Linked DNA regions of Homo sapiens: region 1 is linked to region 2. Evidence: chromatin contacts called from ENCODE Hi-C or POLR2A ChIA-PET data. All regions are on one chromosome and are shown on one strand. The core of a region is the stretch at or near the end of the contact, and the rest is flanking DNA. Distances in the headings are between cores, read along the strand shown.

Region 1 (6,351 bases), core at 573-3,072, 960 kb after region 2:
TATATCTTAGTAAAATTATTTTTAAAAAATGGATCCCAGACCTAAACGTAAAACCTGGTAGTCTGGGGCTGGGGTTGGGGCTGGAACTGAGTACTGACTGAAAATTGACTCAGGAGGATTCTTTGGGATGATGGAAATGTTCTAAAACTGGATTGTGATCATGGTTGCTCTTTATAAACTTACTAAAAAATCATTGGATTGTTCATTTATAATGGATGATTTTACGGTATGTAGGTTTCACCTAAATAAAGCTGTTTATAAAATGAATCCAGTGAAAACAGAAATCAAAACATCACATGGTAAACAGTTGGGGAGAAGCTGGGATGAGAATGTATCTTAAAAATGAAATAAAGGAGGATAGGAGGTACTGGGGTAATGAATGTTATGTTTCTTCACCTCTTTATGGGTTGTAGTTTGTGAAAATTCATTGAGCTGTACTTTTGTGATATATGCACTTTTATGTATGTATTTCATATCACAATAAAAAGTTTCTTAAATGACATGGGCCTAGGAAGGGCCATGAATGAGCCAATTAACGAGTTACAGAAGCTGTGAAGCTCAGCTGTGCAGCTGCTCTTGGGTCTCTGTGAGATTTTCTGCCTTCCTTATTGCCACCATTTTACAGTAATACCCATTTCTAGAGCTAGCCTGAGCAAGTTTCTGTTTCTTACTATAAAAGAGCCTCATTAATACATCCACAAATACAGCTACTGAAATGAATGAAATCCACAAATACACCTCCAGAAGGGCAGGGGATTTTGTATATTGCTAAATCCCCAGTGTCTAGAACAATATCTGTCACACAGTAAGGTCTTAATGTACATTTCTTGAATGAGTAAACGAATGAGCAGAGGAATAGCTGTAGAGGAAGGAAGGTGTAGAGCAAGAGACTTGTAAACACAGACATTTTTCAATGCAGCCTAGCTAGAGTCGGGGGTGGGGGTCAGAGGATGAATAATGCCTCCTGGGAATGTCAGGAAAATGTCACAGAGGAGGAGATCTGAGAGCTGAGTCTTGAAGGATGAGTAGGAGTTTGCCAGGGAAAGAATACAGGAGAGTAGGATAGACAGAAATAAACACAGATAAAATCACACTGTTCTGAAAGAGGCTGGCACTCTTGGGGATCCTAAGAAGGCTCATGTGGCAGAAGGGCAAGGTCACAGTTGAGGACAAGTGAGAGATAAGGCTGGAGAGAGAAACTGGGGGTAGATGGAGAGGCTCACCTATTCCCAGCCAAGACACTGCAACTGACTCCCGTAGGAATCACAGCCAGGAGAGAATTTTTAGCAGGGGTCAAAATGGCTTTTTAGGAAGCTCACTTTGGCTGAGGCAAGAAGAGTTTCTCCTCTGAGTTCATGGGCCATCTCCTCTGTTGGTACCTACACGTCCTCTCCTGTATGTCTCTCTCTTTCTCTGCATTCTCTTCTCTCTCTCTCCCTCCCCCTGCCCCATGTTTTCATATCTAGATATCTCTTTTCTGCCTGTGGATTTCTTTCCATTTTTCTCTCAAGACATCACTCCTTGAAAATGTCCCTCAACCCCTTCCAGCTTACTTGTGCCCAAACAGCTTCGATTCCATCTTCAGGACTCATTCATCTCCACCAGGCTGGAGTCCTTCATAAAGAAGTAACACAAGATTTCCTCTTGAACAACAAGCTCTTCCGGGCTTCACCAGTTACAGATGAGAAGCCTGGAGGAAGGGGGGGTGTCTGAGCCACCCTCTACTTGGCCCAGAAAGAGTGGGCCACCACCCTCCAAGACCTGCATGGATCCAATGAAGCAAAAACACCATGCTCTCCTCTCAGACATCCTGATGCCACTCACAACGTGAAAGGGGCCAATGGCTCAGAAGCCACTGCCCTTCCGGTCTCCTCCAGCAAATCCTAATACCCAGTTCTCATGCCGATGACCTTCCGCTCTGAAATGCTTCCTGGCATCCACCCATCCTCCCAGGGGCTGGACAACTAGGTCAGGGAGAAAACAGCCCCTCTACCATGCTGAGACAGGGACCCCTCTCCAGGACAATTCTCTTCCCTGAGACAAGAGGGTCAAACAGCTCTCCTAGACATGACCTCAGAGATGTGCAGCCAGGGCCCTGGCCCAATTTATTACCACGGGGCTATAATTAGGTTTGTTAACATACAGTCGAGTGTAGTCTTGTTGACTAGGAACTTAATCACGTTACTATTGAGTTCCTGTACGTATTGCTCGGGGTGACTGTTTTACTTGTAGAGTTATAGCCAAGCCCAACGGGAGGAAATTAGCTTTGGACACAAGTTTGGAGGGGGGTTCTTTTTCCTCCTGACTTTGTCTCTCTCTCTCCCCCCTTCCATGTGAAAATATTTAGCAAACAGTGACAATGATGAAAAACAGTAGGAAACAAAATGTTCTACATTAGTATAAAACATGAAAAATGCAGAAGGACCCTTAGCGGTACAACATGTGTTATGCTGGCTGGCAGTCCATTAGCTCTGATAGACATTTCACTTACCTAAGTCAAATATAACAGTCGAGTATTCATTAATATAAGAAGGGGCTGTGGAATCAGAGCTACCATCTGGCTGGGCCGACAGAATAATCTACAACTCATGATTAGGTCTAAGGAGTGGGGTTTCACTTTAATCTTTCTCATTGCTCGAAATTTCCATCTGCGCAGTTCGGCACATCATTTTTCTTCAAGACAAATGTGCTGTTTTTCATGTTCCAAAATTAGATCAGAAGAAAACGATTAATCATGTCACGGCCTGGGAAAGGAAACAAAGCTCCGATACTCTCCTGCTCTCGCTCCCAGCTCCCGCCCCTCCCTGGCCCTGGACGGTTGCAAGTTTCGCTTTTCCCCCCCTCAACCTCTGGGTCTGCGGCACAACTTTGGGAGAGGCCGCCGCCCGCCAGGAGGAGGAGGGCGGGACTGCAGGGAGAGGTGTGAGGGCGCCCCGGGGCCCATGAGGGGGCGCGCCCCTGCCTCCTCCTGCCACCCCTCCCGGGGGTCGCCCAGGCGGGCCCGCCCCGCGCCGTGCCGCCTGCCCCCCGAGTCGGAGTCGCGGGCCCGGCGTGACAGGAAGGGCCCGGAGCCCGCCTCCCGCGCGTCCCCTCCCGGCCGCCGCAGCCCTGTCTGTCAGGCGGCTCGCAAGTCATAACAAATCCCTGGCGCGGGGCTGAAGCTGAGCATTTGCCGGAGCGTCATGGGGATGATGAATGACCCGTAGGCCTTTGAAGTGCTCTGCCAGTTCAGCTGGGTCCGCGGTGCTGACAGAGAAATATACACAACAGCGTAACCAATAATGAGAACATTAAACATTCCTGCGCCGTGACAGGCTGACAGAAAAACCCGGGCCCGCATCAATCATCGCGCAGATAGAACCCTGACAGGCGGCCCCTCGCTGACACCCCCTCCGCGCGCCCTCCCGGGCCTCCCCCTCTTCCTCTCCGGGGTCTCCCTTCTTTCTCTCCGGGCTCCCCGCCGCCCCTCCTCTCCTTCCCCACCCCTCCTCTCTCTTCCTTCCCCGCTCCGCTCAGTGTCCTCCCCCTCCGCCCTGTCCCCTGCCCCTGCCCTTGGGCGACTGCCTTCAGGGCCTCTCAGAGGTCAAGTGAGGTCTGGGCCACGTCCGTTCTGTGAGGCTGCCCGTGCCTGAACAGTGAAGAGATGCCACCCCAGAGTGAGAAGACTGCAGTCTTTGAAATTCAGCGTTAATAATTTGTGACTTTTCACCCATGCAAAAAAATAATAATAATACAATCATTTACATGAAACCTCATGTGGAACTAGGATCGAAAGCCCAACGCCAGGCCCTTAGGGAAAGGGAGCTCCAGGGGAACCCCGTCCGCCCTCTTCTTTGGGCGAGGGTCTTTTGGAGTATCTTCCTGTGTGACTTTGGCAAGGGATCCTTTTCTTTGTGCCAGCCCTGGCCTCAGCCCCTTTCTTTCAGCTGGATTTATCTGACTGAGATCTGATGTCTGGTCTGTCTGAAAGGGAAAAAACAGAGGAGAAACACAAAGATCTCCTCCTTTTCCTCCACCAGGAAATGAGATCTGCCCAGATAAGGCATGTGGGATGGACTCTCACCCACTTCCCAAAGGAGACGCTGGTAACCTCTTAGCTCCTCCCCGGAGCCTCCAAATCCTCTCTGGACTTGGTTTGGGCTGTGTTTTTTAGGATTGAGCCTCTACTGCGTCCTTGTGAAGGTGGGGCATTCCCCCACTCCTGTCACATACAGACCACCCCTGCCAGGCCCACTCCCCACTGTCCCTGAGGGCTCAGAGAAGAGCCCTGGGCTGGCAGTAAAAGCCAGGGTTCTAGTCGCAGCCATGAGAATTTGGGCAAGTCCAGGACTTTCCTGGACCACAGCATGACAACAGAAGTCTCCACCTTAGGATGCTTACAGATCTCTTTACATTCTCCAAATGCAAAGGGTTATTTTTCCCTCCTTTTATTCTTGGAGATTTTTTTTTTCCATTCTTGGCTTTTGAGGAGAGAAGAAACTCCTTGACTTTCCAAAACATCATGAAAAACTCCCCATAACCTACACACACACACATGCGCACACACACATACACACACGCACACACACAGATGGTGAGTGGACGGGGGGGGCACTCTGGTAATCCCAGGACAGAGGGTGTTATGAGAAGTCAAACAGAAGCCTCAGGAAGACCAGTGCTTATGCTCTGAGGAAAAGCTCCCTAATGGACAGGACTCTTCAAATCCATTTGCATATTTGTTCAGCAGGGCCAGCTCAGGTGTGAAGAAAAGAGCATCTGCTGAGGCAACGTCTCCTCCTCATGGCACAGGGTCATGTCCCTTCCTTCCTGCCTACCTGGAAAGGCCAGCTGCACTCCCACTGGCTCCAGGCAACTTGTTCCACCTGTCCTGGCCCACAATGACCTTGCCCTCCTCTGATGTCCTATGACCCCTGGCCCAGATGAGCCTCTCACCTGCTCAGCTAGACTTGAAGCTACTTGAGGGCAGGATGGTGCCATGCTTTGCTGTTCTCTGGGTCACCTGGGACGAGCAAGATATCTTGTTCTGAAATGCCTGCCCCACACACAGCCCCCTTCTCCAACGAACTGCCCCTACAGGCCAGCTAAAGGGGAAGAAGACCTCGGAAGCCGTGTTTATACTACAAATCCCTAACCCTTGCCACAACTGATGGGTCCAGTATTTAACACCTATCCCTGCAACCCATCGGATTCTCTCTTCCTTGAACATCTGAACTCAGCCACAGGTGGTGTGGAGCTCTCGAAAGTCACATAGGGCTCGGGGCTGGGGCAGCCATTTTGAGCCATGTACATACATGCTGAGGAAGAAAAAAATACCAAAGCCAATGTTCACAAGGAAACAGAAGAACGAGGAGGTAGGCAAAAAGAAGCAGACACGAGATCCCAGGGAGACCACAAGAAGACAGCTTAGCTTCTGTTTCTCCTCCTAAACTGCTGGACTTGCCTGTTCCCTGAGGTCTAGGTATCCTGTTTCTTGCCCTTAGGTGCCTGTGGAATCACTGGCCACTGGGAAAAACATATGACCCAGGCCTGGCCAATCATTCTATCCCATCTTCCTGCTAGTAATGATTGGCCCGGGAATAGGCATGTGAACCATGTCGGACCAATCAGGGTCCTTCTCTGGGATTTTTGTATATTGATTCCAAAAGAGATATGCTCTTCAATCCTTTTGAATTGAGTATAGTAAGGCTAGGACCCCAGAGCTTCTAGCAGCATGGCAGCTTCTATCTGGAAGAAGCCAATGTATCGCAGGAGCAAATGACGACAAATCCCATGCCTTTTTCCAGTCCATAGAGTTAGTCAAGCCTGAAGCCCACTCCATGCTTGGCCTTCCCAACAAGTGAGTCAATGCATTCTCTTTCTTGCTTACTCTAAGTTTAGTTTGTTTTCTGTCTCTTGCAATGAAAGAGAGCCCTCAGACTTGTGTTCAGGGAACATGTCAATTTAGGAGGATTCACCTAAAATAAATACATGATTCTACCCTCTTTTTATGTATATGTACATGAGTAAGAACCCACTGAGGCAGAGAACAAGGAGGGCTGTGATGGCCTTTTCTGATCCTCTCCTCCCCCATGGTCCCCTCTGTGACCTCACCCCTCATGCCAGGGAGTCAGTCTGAATAGTCTGCATGGATCTAGCTATTTCCAGGCCAGGGCCAAACCACTTGAGCTTCTGAGCCTGTCAGTAATGGTACTTCCCTATCCGTGTGGTTTGTGCCCATCCCCAAGCAAGACAGGAACAGGTACTGGGTACTGCAAGTGTCTGGCAGTCCTCACAGCCTCTGAATGAAGCTGTTTGTCTTGTCCCCACTGCCATCCAGCAGAAAGCCAGAGCTGCAGCTGACCCCTCCTCTAC
Region 2 (6,473 bases), core at 1,571-4,070:
AATAGGGAAAGTCTGGAAGGTTAGGCCAAAAAAGTACATTGAGTTCAAGGTTAAGTGGACCTCAGAAGCCAGGCTAAGGGTTTGTGGCTGTAACCCAAATGCGAGGAGGAGGCCCTAAAGGTTTTTCAACATGGAGTTGACATGATAAAGGCACATTGTTCCTATAAAACCGGTCGTAACTTCTAAAATAAAATGAACTTGAACTAAACTCACGGTGGTGGGTAATCATGCCCAGAATGTGACAGTGGAAGAGAACACCTTGCTGAAAAGAAAGGTATTTCCAATAGAGAGAGAGGAGAGGAGAAGAGGTGAAGAGGGAAAATCCTTTTTGGAAACCAGGAAAATCAGGCAGAAGTGCATTTAGTGAACATATTCAAAAAGTAGCAACATAATATACATTATATAGCAGAACAAATGCCAACATGATCAAACTTAAAAAATAAAAAGATTGGTGGTATGGAAGATATGAGACCCCTAGGAGAAAGTGACCGTGCCTAATTGGAGATAACTTTGCATATTTTGGAACACAAATATATGAATACTCTTGATTGGATTTGCTTTATTTTTAAGAGACTATAGCATTTCAGTATAGTATAGTATAGCATAGCATAGCATAGCATAGCATAGCATAGCATAGCATAGCATAGCATAGCATAGGATAGGATAGGATAGGATGGTATGGTATGGTATGGTATGGTATGGTATGGTATGGTATAGTATAGTATAGTATAGTAATTTCCACAGATATTGATCCTAATAGGACATGAAATTCAAGAAGGAAGGATGCTACTAAAAGTGAAATTCTGAGTATATAATTATGAATATTGACAACAAGGAAGGAAGGTTGGGGAAGCTTGAGGATAGGGAAGCAGTGAAAGAAACCAAACTAGTATAACTGTATGGGGCATATTCTAGTGAATTCAGATTTTAAGAAGTCACTTATGAAAACCATGCTCAAAGGAAGAAAATAAGTCTACTGTTGGAAAATGGTTGTTAAAAAAAGAAATCCCAAATGACAGAGGAAAGGCAGAATGATTAAAACTAAGCTCTTGTTTTGTCATTATTTTCTCCATCATGAAATTATATCCTTGGGCTAGACTGATGAGTGAAAAGTAAAAAAGAAAAAAGAAATGGAAGAATGAGGCCCTAGAGAGCTTATGAGACATAGGAGATGCCTGGTGTCTAGACCTATACAAATAGTATCTTATTTTACAATAGCAACAACAAAAAAATTCTTATAGATCTGCTCATGGAAACAATGTTACTAATATTTGAAAAAATACAGATAAAAAGCAAATTTGGGCAAATATTTTTGTTGATTTTTTAAAGGAGGAACAGAAGATTCTAAAAATAATGACACTAAAATTGTAAAAAATTATGTTAAATATATGATATATGAGCACGTTGAAAAGATAGTAGCAACTTTTAAGAGCTAGTACATCTTTTTACCTAGAATGAGCTAGGCCAAATCAATCTCTCTCTCTCTCTCTCTCTCCCCCTCTCTTCTCCACTCCCTTTCTCTCTCTCTCTCTCCCTCCCTGCCTTCTAGCTCTGTCTTTTAGAAACAGTTATTCAGCTGGTAGATCAGTGAGACCATAAACATTATAAATTGATTTCAATAAGACATCTAACAAAAATCCCCCATGATATTGCTTTGCAACAAATAAAATAAATGAGATGCAATTCATAGCAGATCAATTAACTACATCAAAAAAATGTTGATCCATGAATCAATGTCCTTAAACCTACCCACAGGACTCTATCCTTGCCTCCAGACTGTTGAATAAAACCCAGAAATCTGTTCTAACAATAGGCTAAACCCAAAGACCCATAATATGCAAAACAAAGCAAAAGTACCCACTTAGATCTGAAAACTCAATTTCCCAAGCAAGGGATGGGAGAGTTTTGCTGGGCAGTCGCTTATATAAAAATAAAAGCCCAGAAAGCACTGGTTGACTCTGAGCTATGTTACAATAACACACGGCAGATGCCTGGCCTCCCTGGAAGTTGCCCCGCTCATACACAACTGTCTGCATGTCCTGGGTGGGATGCGGGATGAAATGTTTCTTCCAATCCTCAGGTTCCACGAGTCTAATATCAATATGAATTCCTGCCTGGTGACCTGTGTGAGTATTGCTCAACAACTGTAGAGGAAGAATTGCAGAAAACGAAGGCGATTACAAGTTTTTCTAAAGCCACTGATTTTATCACAAGCCACATACAGAAACCTTCCCAATATCTGCTAATTACCAAAAGGTAGTGATCCTCCAATATCTAGCAGTAGGACACACACCCCAGCTGACCAAACCATGAGTTTAAGACAGGCAGAAAAACCTAACATCTCCCTACCATGACAAAGGCAACTAGAATTGCCAAATCCTATACACAAAACATTTAATTTATAACAGTTAAAACCTGGCCTCTGACCAAGTCCAAAAGAACTATGTCTTATTTCACTTGCTCTTGAATATGTCTCTTTCAGAGATAAATGGCTCTGCTCTTGGCCAGTCCTCCCCTCTGTGTGGTGTTTTGTTTAGCTGGGCTTATGACAAGCCAAGAGTTGATGCATCTGCTTGAATGTGTAATTTACCTCTCTGGTCAACTTAGCTTTTTTTTCCTTGACAATATTATGTCAAACAATCACATCACAACTGGCTCTGATCTCTTTGTTGTTAGCTAATAAATTAAAGAGTATTTATTATCTGCAATCCTTTTTTCCTCTTTTAATGGTGACACATTTGTGGTGAATTACAGGGCAGCTTTATAAACTAGGCTCCAGGCCAGTCTCAGGCCCTGCGTCCATGTGAACGTTCCTTCTCCCGGTTGGCCTCCCGGACTGGTGGTAAATCAAGGCAGCTGTCACAGTACACTAAGTTAGTGTGCGTCATTGGGGAGAGCAGGAAGCGTTGGGGGTATAATTCTGTCCATCAAACTAATATGTTATATCAGTAGCTTTGTAATCTTCTGCCATAACTTATGGGAAGTGACACCTAAGAATTCACTTTGAAGGCAATGTGTTTCTTAGACTTTAAGTCAAAACAGACCCGATTCACAGCAACAGTTCCTCTGTTTACATGAGTGGATTTCTAGTGCCGGGGAACCAGGTCCCTATCAATGTGGCAGTATTTAACACGCTCCACCACCGGCTGGACTCTGTTTACAGCCCTCACGGCAGGATTTGTAAACTTTTCAAACAGGGTTTCTTCTCTTCTTGTTACCCTTGCCTTAACCTCCAGTAGCGGGATAGATAAACATGCTCCTTGAATGTTATCATGACAAAGCAAACCTCTGACAGATGGGAATGAATGGGTGACCCATTTCCCTTGTCCGGTCCCCTTCAACCTTTGTCTTGACAAATGTGGGAAATGGCTCTGGAGGACAGAAGAATACTCACACCGCTATGATAGCACTGTCAGCTTTGTGCTGTTGCTAAATGTCCACATGATACTTAGAAGCGACGGGAGGGCCGGGCGCGGTGGCTCACGCCTGTAATCCCAGCACTTTGGGAGGCCGAGGCGGGTGGATCATGAGGTCAGGAGATCGAGACCATCCTGGCTAACAAGGTGAAACCCCGTCTCTACTAAAAATACAAAAAATTAGCCGGGCGCGGTGGCGGGCGCCTGTAGTCCCAGCTACTCGGGAGGCTGAGGCAGGAGAATGGCGTGAACCCGGGAAGCGGAGCTTGCAGTGAGCCGAGATTGCGCCACTGCAGTCCGCAGTCCGGCCTGGGTGACAGAGCGAGACTCCGTCTCAAAAAAAAAAAAAAAAAAAAAAAAAAAAAAAAAAAAAGAAGCGACGGGAGATAACCTTCAATGGACAGTGTGCTTTTCTAAGTCATGATATCAGTGTGACCAGACTTAGACCATACGTCCTCTGAAAGCAATGCGTTATTTTCTAGGATTTGCTGTTGGATTGTCCCTGTCTTCCCCCACTCTCTCTTCCTTGGCTGTTTTTCTCAGCAGGCCAATGAGAGAAGCCCTTTGGGGAAGATTAAGTAGTTTTGTGAGCTGCCATCTGATGGAAAAGAAATCTACAAGAACTGTTCAAAGGAGCTCTTCCTCCCCCAGGCACAAGACTAAATATGCACAGTAAAGAAATTTGAAAAATGCCTGCCCTTGCCATCCCCAATACCCCTCTGATTGATAGCAGAGAGGGTTTGCTATGATAATTCTACTTTGACAGGTCCCAGGCATAAATCCCACAAAGTTGTTGCTCTAGTTTGACAACCTTGGAGGGCTCCAGTTAGGAACAGGAAACAGGCCTCTATTTTTCACCCTCAATGCTCCTTCAGGTGCAAAGAAAAGACTGTATGGAAAAAATAATTTCTTATCTAAGGGGGAAACCAAATTCAAAGCAGTTTTAATACTTATTCATCAGAAAGAATGTCCAATGGAGAAAAATGTGACCTCAGTCCTGCTTCTTCAAACTTAAATTGAAATGCTCCAAATACGAGATTTGAAACCTATTCATGATGAGAAACGGATACCCTTTTTTCATTTTTTGGTTTTCCAAAGTTATGTTAGTATTCTCCTTCAAGGTCAGCCTAGAAATGTATCATAATATTTTATAAAAATCATTACTTACAAATGAAAGTACATACATATCATAACATCCATAATTTATCATCAAAGCTTGCAATGTGCCACCCTCTGTATCCCATTATATCCACTCAATTCTCATAACCACCTTAAATGAGTAGAGTCTCAATTTATAGGAATGCAGTTAAAAAGAGAGTCAAACTAATGAATTTTTTCCAGGATACATCTTTCAATCTTGCTTCACAATATGCCAGGGGATCTTTGGGAATCAGTGCACCTTCCCTCTCCCCTTCTCCAGCTGAAGAATGATAACTCAGCAATGAGAACCTTAGTCATGAAATCATATTCAACTGTGTTAAATGAAAAATTTGTGGCCCAGTGAGGTGGCTCACACCTGTAATCCCAGCACTTTGGGAGGCCGAGGCAGGTGGATCACCTGATGTCAGGAGTTCAAGACCAAGGTGGCCAACATGGCGAAACCTCATCTCTACTAAAAATACAAACAAAATTAGCCAGGCGTGGTGGCACATGCCTGTAATCCCAGCTACCCAGGAGGCTGAGACAAGAGAATCACTTGAACCTGGGAGGCTGAAGTTGCAGTGAGCTAAGATCATGCCATTGCACTCCAGCCTGGGCAACAAGAGTGAAACTGTCTCAAAAAATAAATAAATACATAAATAAATAATTTGTGGTTTGCTGTAAGTTAACTAGGCAAATAAATTAAACAGAACCATTCTCCAAGCATTTTAGTCGATCTACCTGGAAATGCAGTATTGTGACCTATTAAAAAATATTAAGTGATCAAACCCAGGCAAATATTTAAAAAGAAGCAATATTTTCTGTTTCTTTAAAACTTGTCAGAAGGTGAATATTTTCCTTCCAATGTCTGCCTCTTTGAATGTGAGACACAGTTTTCTCTTGGCTGTAGGATTCCATTCTAATATTAAGAAAGGGTTCATAAAGCTCTGATACCATAAGAGTGGATTCCTCTTCCTTCATGGGTGCCATCGGAGTTCTGCAGAAGGTCTGCACCTACTGAGAGCTGACGACAACAGGGAAGAAAGAATCCAGTCTTGGAACACTCAGCAAAAGTTGGTTCTTTAATTTAATAGGACTAAAACACAAGGACTTCACCCTGGATCATGAATTGAACCTCCTTTTCTAGGGTATTTTATGACAGAAGCATCTCACTGAGAATCTAGCCACCCGCTAGGAGTACTCAAGCATAGCTTTGCCAAGAAAGTCGGTGAGGAAAGCAAGAATAGAAAACAGCAAGCTGCCCATAAAAATGGGGAGTAATATCTGAGTTTTTTTAAGTCATAGAGCAGCTTGAGCAAATCTCAAGAAAAAGAAACTTGCTACATAATTCTTTCTCACTCCATTGCCCCTCTAAATAGCAAACAGGATATGAGTCCTTGTAAATACCTATAAATTTTCAGGGAGAAAAACAAGTCTGATCTTTGTGTACAGAGTTCTAGGCTGTAAGGAACATGGTTAGATTTCTGTTTCCCTTAGAGGAAGATGCCAGAACAGCATTTTCCCATCAAGTGTTGATAAGAAAGGCATTTAGCATTTCATAGGATGAGGCTGCTGTAAGTGGGTGGTATGACATGATAAATTATGGCCAATGTCATATTAATAATTACAGGCCCTTCCACACATGCTCACTCTGTTCTCAAGCCAATGATATGTTATCCTGCACAAAGCCTTCCGCTGTGGCAGATGTGATAGAGATGTTCCTCTCCCAGAAAAATTCTGGAATTCTTCAAGGTTTAGAGGTGAGGGCCATCTTTGTGGTCCATAAGCAAAAACTAAACTGAACTCATACTTTCTGCAAATGTAGCTCTGCTTACGTCTGACTTTCCACCTTGATCCATGTCCTTCCCTCCGGTATTCAATCTACTTCTCTGCAATATAAGCACAAAATCTGGGGCT

Evidence for each region. Hi-C counts contacts between places; a loop is a spot of excess contacts on that map. ChIA-PET counts read pairs that join two places held with the same protein, here RNA polymerase II (POLR2A).
Region 1: a map of prostate gland shows a loop between it and region 2 (2.8-fold over the local background). The contact joins the promoter of ZNF503-AS1 here to the enhancer-like site in region 2. A Hi-C loop is called at or near these places in 1 of 168 maps with a recorded cell type or tissue (prostate gland). POLR2A ChIA-PET finds 5 or more read pairs at or near these places in 1 of 52 experiments (AG04450).

Annotation. Positions count from the first base shown.
Region 1 is chr10:75,291,854-75,298,204 of GRCh38, reverse strand. ZNF503-AS1 (ZNF503 antisense RNA 1) reads right to left here and starts at 1,822. Exons shown (of 4, transcript NR_038226.1): 1 at 1,554-1,822. It also overlaps a transcript of ZNF503 not described here. RefSeq lists silencers at 2,942-2,991, 3,012-3,121.
Region 2 is chr10:76,248,543-76,255,015 of GRCh38, reverse strand. The region is part of intron 5 of LRMDA (leucine rich melanocyte differentiation associated); the gene reads right to left. Among named protein-coding and RNA genes, the nearest start is that of KCNMA1-AS1, 640 kb to the left of the region's middle. RefSeq lists a silencer at 2,751-3,045. Within about 2 kb of position 2,820, at least 6 of the 41 ENCODE cell types and tissues checked have a DNase peak (open chromatin) inside an H3K27ac peak, as active enhancers do.